Linked DNA regions of Homo sapiens: region 2 is linked to region 1. The links are chromatin contacts, found by Hi-C or POLR2A ChIA-PET in ENCODE. All regions are on one chromosome and are shown on one strand. Each heading gives the region's core, a stretch centred on a gene start or an enhancer-like site at or near the end of the contact. The rest is flanking DNA. Distances are from core to core; before and after follow the strand shown. Region 1 overlaps ZNF618 (zinc finger protein 618). Region 2 overlaps ZNF618 (zinc finger protein 618).

What was found. A loop is a pair of places that touch in the nucleus more often than their neighbours do. ChIA-PET counts read pairs that join two places held with the same protein, here RNA polymerase II (POLR2A). Pooled maps may share reads with other maps.
Region 2: a loop to region 1 is called in a map of ascending aorta, with 5 times the contacts of the local background. The contact joins two enhancer-like sites. A Hi-C loop is called at or near these places in 4 of 168 maps with a recorded cell type or tissue (aorta, ascending aorta and esophagus squamous epithelium) and 4 of 50 pooled maps. POLR2A ChIA-PET finds 5 or more read pairs at or near these places in 1 of 52 experiments (activated T-cell).

The regions. Positions count from the first base shown.
Region 1 is chr9:113,952,895-113,958,719 of GRCh38, forward strand. The region is part of intron 1 of ZNF618 (zinc finger protein 618); the gene reads left to right. Among named protein-coding and RNA genes, the nearest start is that of ZNF618, 79 kb to the left of the region's middle. Within about 2 kb of position 2,362, at least 5 of the 41 ENCODE cell types and tissues checked have a DNase peak (open chromatin) inside an H3K27ac peak, as active enhancers do; they include ascending aorta, where a contact is called at or near this core.
Region 2 is chr9:113,986,206-113,992,030 of GRCh38, forward strand. ZNF618 (zinc finger protein 618) reads left to right here. Exons shown (of 15, transcript NM_001318042.2): 3 at 2,116-2,375. Among named protein-coding and RNA genes, the nearest start is that of AMBP, 89 kb to the right of the region's middle. RefSeq lists enhancers at 1-238, 3,053-3,553. Within about 2 kb of position 3,091, at least 5 of the 41 ENCODE cell types and tissues checked have a DNase peak (open chromatin) inside an H3K27ac peak, as active enhancers do; they include ascending aorta, where a contact is called at or near this core.

The DNA.
Region 1 (5,825 bases), core at 1,112-3,611:
CATCAGTTTCCCCTGTTGGAAAGTAGATGAATAATCTCTAGTTAATGAGGATGTTGGATGAGATCAGACACATTTAATGAGCCTTTTAGAGTTGCTGGCACATAATAGTATCTTAATACATACTAGCAGTCATATATCTATTGTGGTTGCAACTACATGCAATATAAAAACTCTGCTCCCAGGGTCTACTGTATTAAAAAGGCAATCGGCTTAAAGATGACTTTCCCCAAGAGCCTCTTAGAAAGAGAAAATCTCAGTACGTGAACGTACTTCGAGGTCACCCTGTTCGGCTCCCAGGTGGAGCTTGGATGCCCTAAGTGTTGAACTTCCCATTGAAGGGGTGTGTACCCAGGCCTATCCTCGGGAGAGATGGTTAAAAGCAGGTCTTTGTAGAGTCACAGTCTTCTTCAATCAGGAGTAGCATGGAACCCTAGGAAATCACCTCATCCTAATACCTGCCTCTATAGATGTACAGCATGAGTATTTGAAAGTATAATGAATTTTTCCTCAAAAGTGGTAATAATGGAAAGCGAAGCAGGAAAGAGGAAAGTATCATTCAATTTTGAGCCATCCAGGCCAAGTGCTTTTAGGGATATTGTATACGTGCATGTGGTATTTGTTAGTGTAAACTTTATGTAAAGTTATATATAGAGAGTTTGATTCTGTTCTTGTCACTTCAGCCAGTTAACCTCTGCTTCTTCCTCTCTGTAACGGAAATCATGACTCCTACCTTGTGAAGAATTAAATGAAGTAATGGATATAAAAAATCACTAAACAAATGTATGTGGGGGATTGATAGAATATGTTATTCCTGCCTCACTCCAGACTCAGGCTTCCGGGAACCTGAGTCATCTTCCCCTTTAAGGATGCTATGTAGACACACTCTCTGTGCTGGGCTGTCTGGTGGGCACTGGGGAATCCAGAGGCACAGCCCCTGCCTGGGAAAGATGGATGTCCAGCTGTGAAGACAGGTAATAAAAAGATGACTGAGTATAGCAGCCAGTTGATCAATATCTTTTGAATAGTCCAGGCAATAAGTGCTTTAAGAAAACAGGGGAGGGAGATTGCCCCTGTGGCCTGGAGGAGGTGGGAATGGAACCCAAAAGGAAGGGGAAGGGCCCTTCCTTTCTTTGCAGAATGTAGTTAAATGAAGCCTTTAGCAACAACTAGGACAAAGAGGTTCTGGGGGTTGAGTCTATGTGGGGTAGGAATGCATTTGCCTTTTATGATACTGTTCAGCAAAGAGCAAAGATGTCCTGCGTGCCTCTGGAGTGTCCTTGAATGTGGAAAGTTCTAGGGCTCTAGGAGTGGGTTTCCCCTAGCCCAGCTGGTGTCATACTGTGGTCCCCAGAGCCTCTGATCGTCATCCCTATAGGTCTGGTCAAGGGATGCTTCTAGAGTGTCCACTGGGTGCTTGGGTCTTCTGGGCAGGGGGTTGAGGAGAGCATTACCCTTTCACATGATGAGTTTTCCGTACTTCTCTCAGCAACACTGGAGTTACAATATGCTAGAAGGATACCCAAGCAACCTACATGTTGGGGGACTGGGCTGTGTGGCCAGGCATCCATTTCCCAGACTTCCAGAGTTCTTTAAACTCCAAGCTGTGATTCCACTGGATAGTGCAGAGCATGGTGCAGTTCAAGACAAGGCAGTTCTTGCTGATGAGGAGGCTGGAGTCCAAATGGGGGACTGGACTCAGGTGGACTCTTTGGTTAGCTCTGCAGGGCAGTGTCTTCAGGTGGATCCTGCACTTCTGGAGTTTCCTATCTGAACTGATCTGTTGGTTTGACCTCAGTTCCATGCCTTCCTTTTCCCTGCTGTGCTCTGTATTGCAAGGGATTGCATTTCCTAGGTGCTCTTGCTCTCTGGCCTTCAAAAGTTTAACCAGTAGGATGCTCATCAGGAAGACTGGAATGTGAAAAGGGAGGGAGAAGCCTGGGGTACTTCTTCTCACCCATTCTCTCCCTCTGGTGGTGTTTTCTGTTTAGCTCCAGCCCTTCCCTCTATGGTCCACTCCCAGTGGGCAGCCTTTTCCATAATTTTACTTCTTGCTGGACAGCCCCAGTTTCTGATAACACCATTTCATCCCTTTTATCTCTCCAGGGCTATGGGTGGTAGCAGCAGCTCTCCCATATGCTGATATGCCTGGTTTTCTATCTGTCTCCTGTTTGCCTTCTCTATTCACTCATCACCTGTGTTCTCAAATCCTTATATTAAATTGCCTCCATTTAAAGGGCCTAGAGTGACTTCTCTTTTTTTTTTTTTTTTGTCTATCCTGGACCCTGAAGGCTATTCCCAAATCAGACCCCTTAGAGAGTTTGACTGGCTGTTGCCACCCTGACTCACCCCGTGGAAGTCACTGTAAGCTCATGACTGCCCTAATGAATTCAAGGTACCAGATTTCCACACCCCACCCCCACACTGCAAAGAAAACAGAATTGTAGAATAATTTCAAAATAGTCTGGTTGTCTAGATTTCTCAGCAGGCACCCATTGGGATGTGCAGAATTACAATCTTTCATTTCTTCATGGGCCTCTCATTTTGTAGGAATATGAGTGATTCCTTCCTTTCCAGCTGTGAGAGGAACTATTTTGCGTATACTATTTTGATTTTGAAAAAAATTCATGCAGTTGTTCTCCCCCTCCCCCTATTTTCCTGGGCTGTTGATCTTGTGATATATTTATAGAGATTGTGGTTGGCTGACCAGGAGTTATTTTGCAATAGGAATTTGTAAGATTTCTACTTTGAGTTTGAGCATGTGTTCCAGACTTTTCTCTCTTTAAAAAAAAAAGTCTTACTTAGAACATCTACTTTGCCCTTCTGTAATTATTTCTCTTTCACAGCAAAAGTAAGCCCTGCACTTTACACATATTTTTTTCTATGTATATTTCTTCTGTCTCTGGTCTTCTTTCTTCTTTGATGTCTCTTTTTACTACATATTTTAAAAGCCCTCAGCTTCTTTCTTCTATGTGGGAATAGGTTTGCAAATGAAAATGTGACCGGAAGAAGGGTGCTTTGGGGGTCAGGAGGCCTCAGTTTCTCTGTCTGTAAAAGAGGAGCATCCCAGCACTTTGGGAGGCCGAAGCGGGTGGATCACCTGAGGTCAGTAGTTCGAGACCAACCTGACCAACATGGTGAAACCCCATCTCTACTAAATACAAAAAAATAGCTGGGAGTGGTGGCTCACGCCTGTAATCCCAGCTACTCGGGAGGCTGAGGCAGGAGAATTGCTTGAACCCGGGAGGCAGAGGTTGCAGTGAGCCAAAATTGTGCCACTGCACACCAGCCTGGGCAACGAGAGTTAAACTCTGTCTCAAAAAAAAAAAAAAAAAAAAAAAAAAAAAAGAAGAGCATTGGACTAGATTAGAGGGGGCAAGCATGCTTCCATCCCCAACTTTACCATACTCACTGCAGACATTAGTAATCAATCACAGCACTCTTTCTAACCGAGCTCTGCTGTGACCTCAGAATCTTTCTCAACACATGGTCCCAGGCAGCCACTACTAAATGGTTAGAACAGGCCATTCTTAAACTAGATGAAATGATTCCTTGGACCCCATTCACCACTCTGGCTCTCTGACTATTGGAACTACAATTCCTTTATGTTTTAAACCAGTTGACTGACTTTTATGAAGCCTCATCTTGACGTAACACATCCTTAGGCCTAGGTACTATGGAGCCACAGAGAAGCTGAAAACAGCAGGCCACCCTCACGGAAACTACAGTTTGGTGGGGAGCAAGGCTGCAGAGTGGCGATGTTCTTAGGTGTGCTCAGGCACCTTCTTGGTGCTCTAGGATGTTGTCCTGTGGTCAGGGAAGGCTTCCTAGAGGTGGTTAGAGTAGACTGTCGTCTAGGCAGTGAGACAGCCTTAGCAAGTTTCAGAATTAAGACTTGCCCAAATTTTAATAAGTGGTAGTAATTATAGCTAAAGTTAACTACTAATAAATCATTTTATAAAAAGTAATGATTTATATAGGTAGTACTTATATACTGCTTAGTAAGTGTCAGACGCAGTTCTGAGAGTTTTATGTATTATGAACTGATTTGGTCCTCAGTCACCTTGTGAGGTCAGTACTGTTATTATCTGCATTTGACAGATGAAGAAACTGAGTCACAAAGGTTAAATGACTTACCCAGTGACACATAGTATGTAAGTGGTGGAGCCAGGGCTTGAACCCAACCCATCTGCCTGTAGATACTATGCTGGGAACTACTGTGCCAAATAAATCCCGCCGGCCGGAGAGATCAGAATGTGTTTGGCTTTTTAAAAAGTATATTAATTTTACTTACCACCATCAATGTAATCTTAATGACATCATCCAGATCTGTGGCTCATGTAGTGTTGTTAGCACTGGCTGAGAATATTATAGACTCTCTATCACTTCATCCACCCAACAGCCGTGGGATGGGGGGATTTTTATCTCTATTTTACATCAGAGGAAACTAAGGCTGAGAGACAGGATGTATCGAGCTACTAAGTAGCCCAGGCAGAATTTGAACTCAGGCCTGACTGACTCCAGATGTCAGAGTTGGAATGTTTCTGAGAGGCCATCAGTCCAGCAACCTCATTGAACAGATGGGTAGTCTGAGGGCCAGAGACTGCCTCTCGAGCAAGTCAGAGGAGGACCTGGTGCTAACAGGGGTCTCCTAGAGTATAAAGTTCCTCCTCCCTGGTGAGGCCGTCCAGACATGCCAGACATGCCAGCATTACCCTGGCCATATCAAAGGAGGCTGAAGCCTTCGGTTCACTAGAAGAGATTTGAGGACAGCCTCTTCCCCTACTGCCATACATAGAAATACCTAAGGGGGTGACTTAAAGCCTTGTCCCTGAATTCTGGGTTCACCTAATTTGGAGTTTGCAACCCTTTGTATTTATAATAGGTTTTTCTCTCCATGAAGCAAAAGTTTCCTTTTTTTTTTTTTTACCCCCAACCCCCACTTCCTGCTGATCTGAAGTGAATATTTATCACATATTTAATGAGTAATCTGAGTCTCAGCTTGGTGAGGCTGTACCAGGACATGGTTTATGGCTGATCTGGTTTTAACTCGCTCCAGGCGGTTTTCCCTAGAGTTTTCTGTAAAATCATAAACCTGGAGAGAGAATTTTTGTGGAATTCAGTCACATGACTCACTCTTTTGTAAATTGAGAGATTAACTGTGACTGGAAAGAACTGAGATTCATTTCTTTTTAAAAAAGAAAACAAGCAGAGCAGCATTTATGCACCCAGAGGAGCGTGTCCATGCTGAAAGACAAGGGGGCAAGTCACTCTCTCCAAGGTCACCCCACCAGCCTTGGAGGCAGGATGGCATAGGATTTGAAAATGTGGATTTGGACTCGGAGTATCTGGGTTGGAGTCCTGGCTGAGTCTTTCCCAGCTGGTCCCTGGACCCAGCATGCCTCTAAGTCCTCCCCTGCACATGGGGACTGGTGACATCCCCACCTCTTATGGTAGTTGAGAACATTAAATGAAATGATGCATGCTGTACCCTGAGCCAGGGCTGGCACACGGGAGGTGCCCAGTGGATGCTGGCCACTTCTAGATTGCTAGGATTACCTTCATTTGAAGCCCTTTATGTTGAGTTGATGATACTAGCTGGCACTACATAGATGGAAAGACCCTGTTCCAAGCACAACTAGCTCATTTAATCCTCACAATGGCTCTGTGAGGTGGGCAGTGGGATCTCCCCATTTTACAGATAAAGGAACGGAGGCACTGAGAGATCATGATGCATCCAGCGTCCCATTCACACGTTTGTGCCCAGGCTGATTCCCGTAAACACTACCCTGTTGTTGCTGCTGGCTTCTTTCTTCCTGGTGTACTGC
Region 2 (5,825 bases), core at 1,841-4,340, 34 kb after region 1:
GTTACCTCCATTTTGCAGACGGCGAAACCAAGGCTCAGAGGTTAGGTGGCTGGCTTGAGGCCCACAGCGAGGAAGTGGTTGGCGCGATAGCCCTTGCTCCTGACTGGTTTTCCCAGCATGCCCTTGCACTCGTGTTCCGTCCATCTGAGTCCTGGCCTCCTGTATGAGTCATCTTGGGCTGCTGTTAACAGAATGCTGTGGGATGCCATGCCTAATGCCATAGGCTTAATTAAACAACAGAAATGTATTTTCTCACAGTTCTGGAGGCTGGAGGTTGTGATTAGGTTGCCAGCACGGTTGGGTTCTGGTGAGGGCTGCCTCCTGGCTGTAGAGGGTCGCCCTGTCACTGTGTCCTCACGTGGGGGAGAGAGCAATCTCTTTCCCTTCTTACAAAGCCACCAATCCCCTCATGAAGGCCCCTCCAGTGTGACCTCATTTAACCACACTTAACCTCCCAAAGACCCTTTCTTCAGATCCAGTCACACTGGGGGTTAGGGCTTCACCATCTGAATTGGGGGCACATAGTTCAGTCCATAGCACCTCCCCATGGCCTTCCTCTGTCCTCTCCTCATTAGCTGGGGGCTCCCCTCTCTATCTTTGCTCAGTTTCCCAACCTTTCTCCACCTTGGATGAAAGCTGAAGCTGGGAAGGACAGCAGATGTGATTAAACCCATGCTCCTGTGATAAACAGGGCTGTTGAAACCCAAAGAAGAGAAAAGTCTTGCCCAAGGCCACACAGCAAGCCCATTGTAGATGGAGGACTGGAGCCTGGGTCCCTGAGTCCCAGTCCAGTGGCCCTGCTGTGCTGCAGTTGGAATGCTGGCATTCTCTGTTTTGAGTCTGGGCCTTGAAATTCACAGACCATGCTCTCCTCTGGCACAGTGGAGAGGCTAGCATGGCCAGGGCAGTGTCTCTGGGCCTGGAACATGACTCGATTTCCCAGTATGTGCAAGCCTCAGCTTCCCCACCTCACAGACAACAGTCATGGGGATGCTTCCCTTGTCAGAAGGATGTGGGGCCCTTAGGATGATAACATGGACAGCTGTGTTGAAAGGAGGATGCTTCAGGAGTGGATGGCAGGGACCTGGCTTCCTGCCTTGGCCTGTCCCCAATTTTATGTCTGGCCTGAGCAAGTCACAGCTCTGCTTTAGTCCTTAGTGTCCCCCTCATGAGGGACGTTGAGTGACCCACGCCCTGCCCTCTTCAGAACTGACATCATTACCTCGAGGATGTTTTCCGATGTTTAAAGAGCCCCCTCCATGCCACAGTGTTGGCTCCATGACATCTCAACCTAGTGAGTCTTTTTGAATTGGAGTTTCCCGTTTGTAAAGCAGGAGCGGGGAAGAGCCTGGACAAGATCCCAAGCCTTCTTGCCTAGGAACGAAGGGAACAGCACTGGATATCGCGTACATCAAAGCACGAAACCCTTACCGCCCAAAGCGTAGTTTGAGGCCCAGCAGCCCTGGCCCCACCTGAGAGAGCTTGTTAGAAATGCAGAATCTCTGAGTGAGGCATGGTGGCATGGTGCCTGGAGTCCCAACCACTCGGGAGGCCGAGGTGGGAGGGTCGCTTGAGCCCAGGAGTTTGTTTGTGTTCTGCCTGCGCAACATAGTGAGACCCATCTCTAAAAAGGAAAAGAAATGCAGAATCTCAGGCCCTACCCCAGAACAGCTGAGCCAGAATCTGCATTTTTTTTCAAGATCCCCCCCAGCTGATCTGTATGCACACTGAGGTCTAAGTACTGATTTCAGCCAGCTGGAGGTGCCCTTTTAGGTCACTTGTAACTCCAGTTATGATAAGTGCAAACAAATAAGTGGCAAGTGAGGCAACTGGGCACATCTAGACCTCTTGAGACCTCAGCTTCCCCAACTGTAAAATGGGTGGAGTTGGAGGCTTTCTTGCTCAATGGTTTTCAAACTGTGTTCCTTGAAGCCTCAGGGTTCCCTGGAAGAGCCTCAGGGGTAGCCGTGGGGGTTGTGTGGGAGGCTAAGGGGGCCGGGGGCCCTAGAATTCACTATGCACACAGCCTGGCATGTCCCTGTGGTGCCATGGGCTGGTGGGCTCCTGTGTTGATCTGGAGGAAGAAGGTATTGAACGGAGTTTCTTCTTTCCCAGGGAGCGCTTGAAGCGCAGCCAGAAGAGCACCAAGGTGGAGGGCCCAGAGCCAGTGCCAGCCGAGGCCTCGCTGAGTGCCGAGCAAGGAACGATGACGGAGGTGAAGGTGAAGACAGAGCTGCCCGATGACTACATCCAGGAGGTGATCTGGCAGGGCGAGGCCAAGGAGGAGAAGAAGGCGGTCAGCAAGGATGGGACCAGCGACGTGCCTGCCGAGATCTGCGTGGTGATCGGCGGCGTCCGCAACCAGCAGACCCTTGGTGAGTGCCCAGCGTCTGTGGTCAGGGTGGAGACCAGGGTGGGAACATGGAGTCAGAGTCCTGGGGAAAAGCGGCCTGGCGCCTCTGCCCCCTTCCTGGCTGAGAGAACCTTTGCTGGCTTCCCTCTGCATTCAGGGAGAGATCTCAGCTTCTTAGACTTGCCTTTGCTTGTGCAGTTTCCGGCTGGAGAGCGCTTCTGTTTCTGCTGGGCAGCAGAACCCTATCCATCCATCAATACCCTGTTTAAGTCAAATGCCTGGAACCTTCCGGGGGCCCAGTGAATCCCTTTGTCTGTCTCAGGGCTCCCATACCCCTGGGGGGTCTCCCACAGCCCTTACTGCTCGGTGTCCTAAATGCCTCTCTGCTGGAGATCCCAGTGCCGGTGCTGCTCAGAGCAGTACCCCATCAGGATTGGATCAGTGACAGATGGCACTTCCCCTGCCTCTTCTGGCCTGGGCCAGGCCCAGAGGAGCTCTGTGGAAACTCACATCTTAGCAACAATTTCTCTCCCTCCGGTCTCCAGCATGCACCAGGGATACCCCTCAGGGGCCCCCTGCACTGCTGCCAGGTTCACAGACTCAAATGCCCATGAGGCCCAACAAATATGTTTATTTAGCATAAATAGAGATGAGCCAACAGGACAGGTGGTGGGGACCATGTCCAGTTAGAGAAGGCACGCCGCGTGTGTGGAGGGCGGCTGCTGCTCAGCTGCTGCACTGACGGTTGCTGGGTGGGGATACGGCTCAGCGTTGCCACATCTCTGGACAAATCACACGCCAGAAATGAACATTTTGATGGGAATTCTTTTGGCTTTAAATGTTGCAACCAATTGACCTTTTGAAATCTGCCAAACAAAACATGTCTGTGGGTCAGAGTCCCTGTGGGCACAAGTTTGCAACCCCTGGTCTGTGACATAAAGTCCTCATTCCTGGCGTGGAGGCCTTGCCTGGTCTGGCTCCAGATTTCTGCTTCCCTCCACTCCCTACTCCATGTTTCCAAGGCTCAGTGTGTTCTTAGAAGTGCTGCTGCTGTCCAAGCCTCTGCTGCCTTCCTGGTCCAGCTCTGGCTCACCTCCTACTGACTTCCAAGCACCTCCATCTTCCTGGCGCACATCCTGTATGCGGCACCATGGCCTCGTTTCTGCAAGTTTAGACTCAAGTCCTGGTGCCTTTTCTTCCCAGTTGTTGAGAATCATCCTTAAACTCCCTTTGCCAGCTGTTCCCTGCTGGTTGTGGCCATCTCAGCCCCACCTGGGTCATGGCAGCATCCTGCTAACAGCCATGCTTTTGCAGCTTGCCTGCCCCCTGCCCTGGCTGCCAGGAGGCCTTGGCCAAAACAGAACACCGACCATGTTGCTCCCCTGCTTATACCCTGGGACTCCCTACTGTCTCTAGAGTCGAGGCCAGAGCATTAAGAGCCTCCATAACCTGAACCTTCTAGCCCCATTTCTTGCTTCTGGTCTTCCCAGACCTTTCATTCCAGTGTAGTCTGCTCTTCCTGTACTTTGTGTATGCTGTTGCCTCTCCCAGGAATGCCTTCCCCCATTTCCACTTGCCCAAATCCAACCTATCCTTCGAGGCCAACTCCAGTGCCACCTCCTCCCAGAAGACTTCCTTGATCTCTTCTGGTGAGAGTGGGCTGTTTCTACCCTGCTCCTCAGTTGGTGCACTTTCTACTTTCTTTTTAGATTAGAGGGGCCCTGTCTGTGCCTGCCTCTTCCATGAAAGTGGAAACCCCTAGAGATTGGGGCTCCAGGACCTGCCTGATTTATGTCTCCATGTTCCCTGCTTCCACTCTGTAATACCAAACAAAGTATTGGTTTCTGGGAGTGGTAATGTTGACACTGGTGCTGCAGCTGTCAAGGTGGGGCCAGGTTATGCTGCAGTAACAAAAGATCCTGAAAGGTACAAGATATCTTAGTAGCTCAAAACCACAGCAGTTTATTTCTTGTTCACACTACACGTCCATTGTGGGTCAAGAGGGACCTCTGCTCCCCTCTGGTCCCAGACTAAAAGCTGTCATGTAGAATGCTGCCAGCCAAGTGACAGAGGGAAAGCACGCTGTGGAGAGACTTACGCTGGCAATTAACTGCTGCAGCCAGAGAGAGAGGTGTTAATTCCGCTCACAGTCATTGGTTGGAACTAGTCACACGGCCCCACCCAACCTCAAAGAGGCTGGGAAATGCCGTCCTCCCATGTGACAGAATAGGGGTGAACCAGGAATGTTTGGGGAGGCGCAGGAGTGACTTAGGCCAGTGTGGAATGAGAGAGTGAGTCTTTTCAGGGGCCTGCGCTGACGTTTCTCCATCAGTATTCACTCCCTGAGGCCAGGGACTGTGTTAATCACTGGTGGATTTGTTAGTTAATGGAGAAGACCTGCACTTGCTCTCTTTGGTATCTGTGTGTGTTAAGACTCATTAGACCCAGTAGCTGTTTCTGCCCTTCACCAGGAGATGCCCAGGAAAGGATGGTTGAATCTGAATCCTGGGATAGAGCCAGCAGTCTGGATTCAGTGGGGAAAGCTCTGGGCAGCTAGGCCAGGGAAATGCTGGGAATCTTCCTTAGGCCAGCTGCCTGCACAGTGAGAGCCCCAGGACCCGTGAGCCTCATGCCAGCCACCGATGCTGATTCCAGCTGAGCTGCTGCTCAGCAGCAGGGTCCTTGGCCTCACTGTACCTTAGTGTCCTCCTGTGTTACATGAGGCATGGCCCCTGTCCCGGCCACCTCATGGGCGTGGCCATCCAAGGCGGCAGTGGAAGGAAACAGTGTTGCCTGAGGAGAATGAGCTGGGATCCTTGGACTGGGAGTGAATCCAGGCTCCATGACTTAACTGGTGTGCTACCTCAGGCCCTGTCTGTCTCAGTTCTTACAATTATGAAATCATCAGGCTATCTGAGTATTCAATGAGATAATGTATGTGAAGTGCTCAACATTGTGCTTAGTAAACAAGTAGCTAGTATTCTCAGTACTACTAATATTAACAGTATAAAATGCCTCTTCAAGAGGAAGGGATAGTCATTGTTTCTGCTTTTTCCCATCTAAGAAGTAAGCTATTGTGATATATTGAAACGATGGGATGGGGAATAAAGTCGGTGCAGGATAAGGTATTAGAAGACAGGGATTCCAAGTGGGCTTCAGTTTTCTCCCCTGGGAACTGGACTGGGAAACCTGTCTGGACCTTGGTGTTCCTTCTAGTACTGCTTCCCTCCAATTCAGGGACTTTGAGGATCTTGTAATCTGCTTTGGGCAGACCCCTGTGAAAAAGATGTAGAAGCCCCAGTGACAAGGGACGTGTGGAGCTGCCATGGTGTAGCCCTACGGAAGCAGGGCCAGAGTGCTCCCTGCTGTCACGGCAGCTCATCTTGCATGCTGGAAGTCAGGCTTTTCTGCCTAGGGATGGGGGTTTTCTTCCAAGGGTCAGGCTCAGAGGAAGCTGGCTTGGCCTCATCAC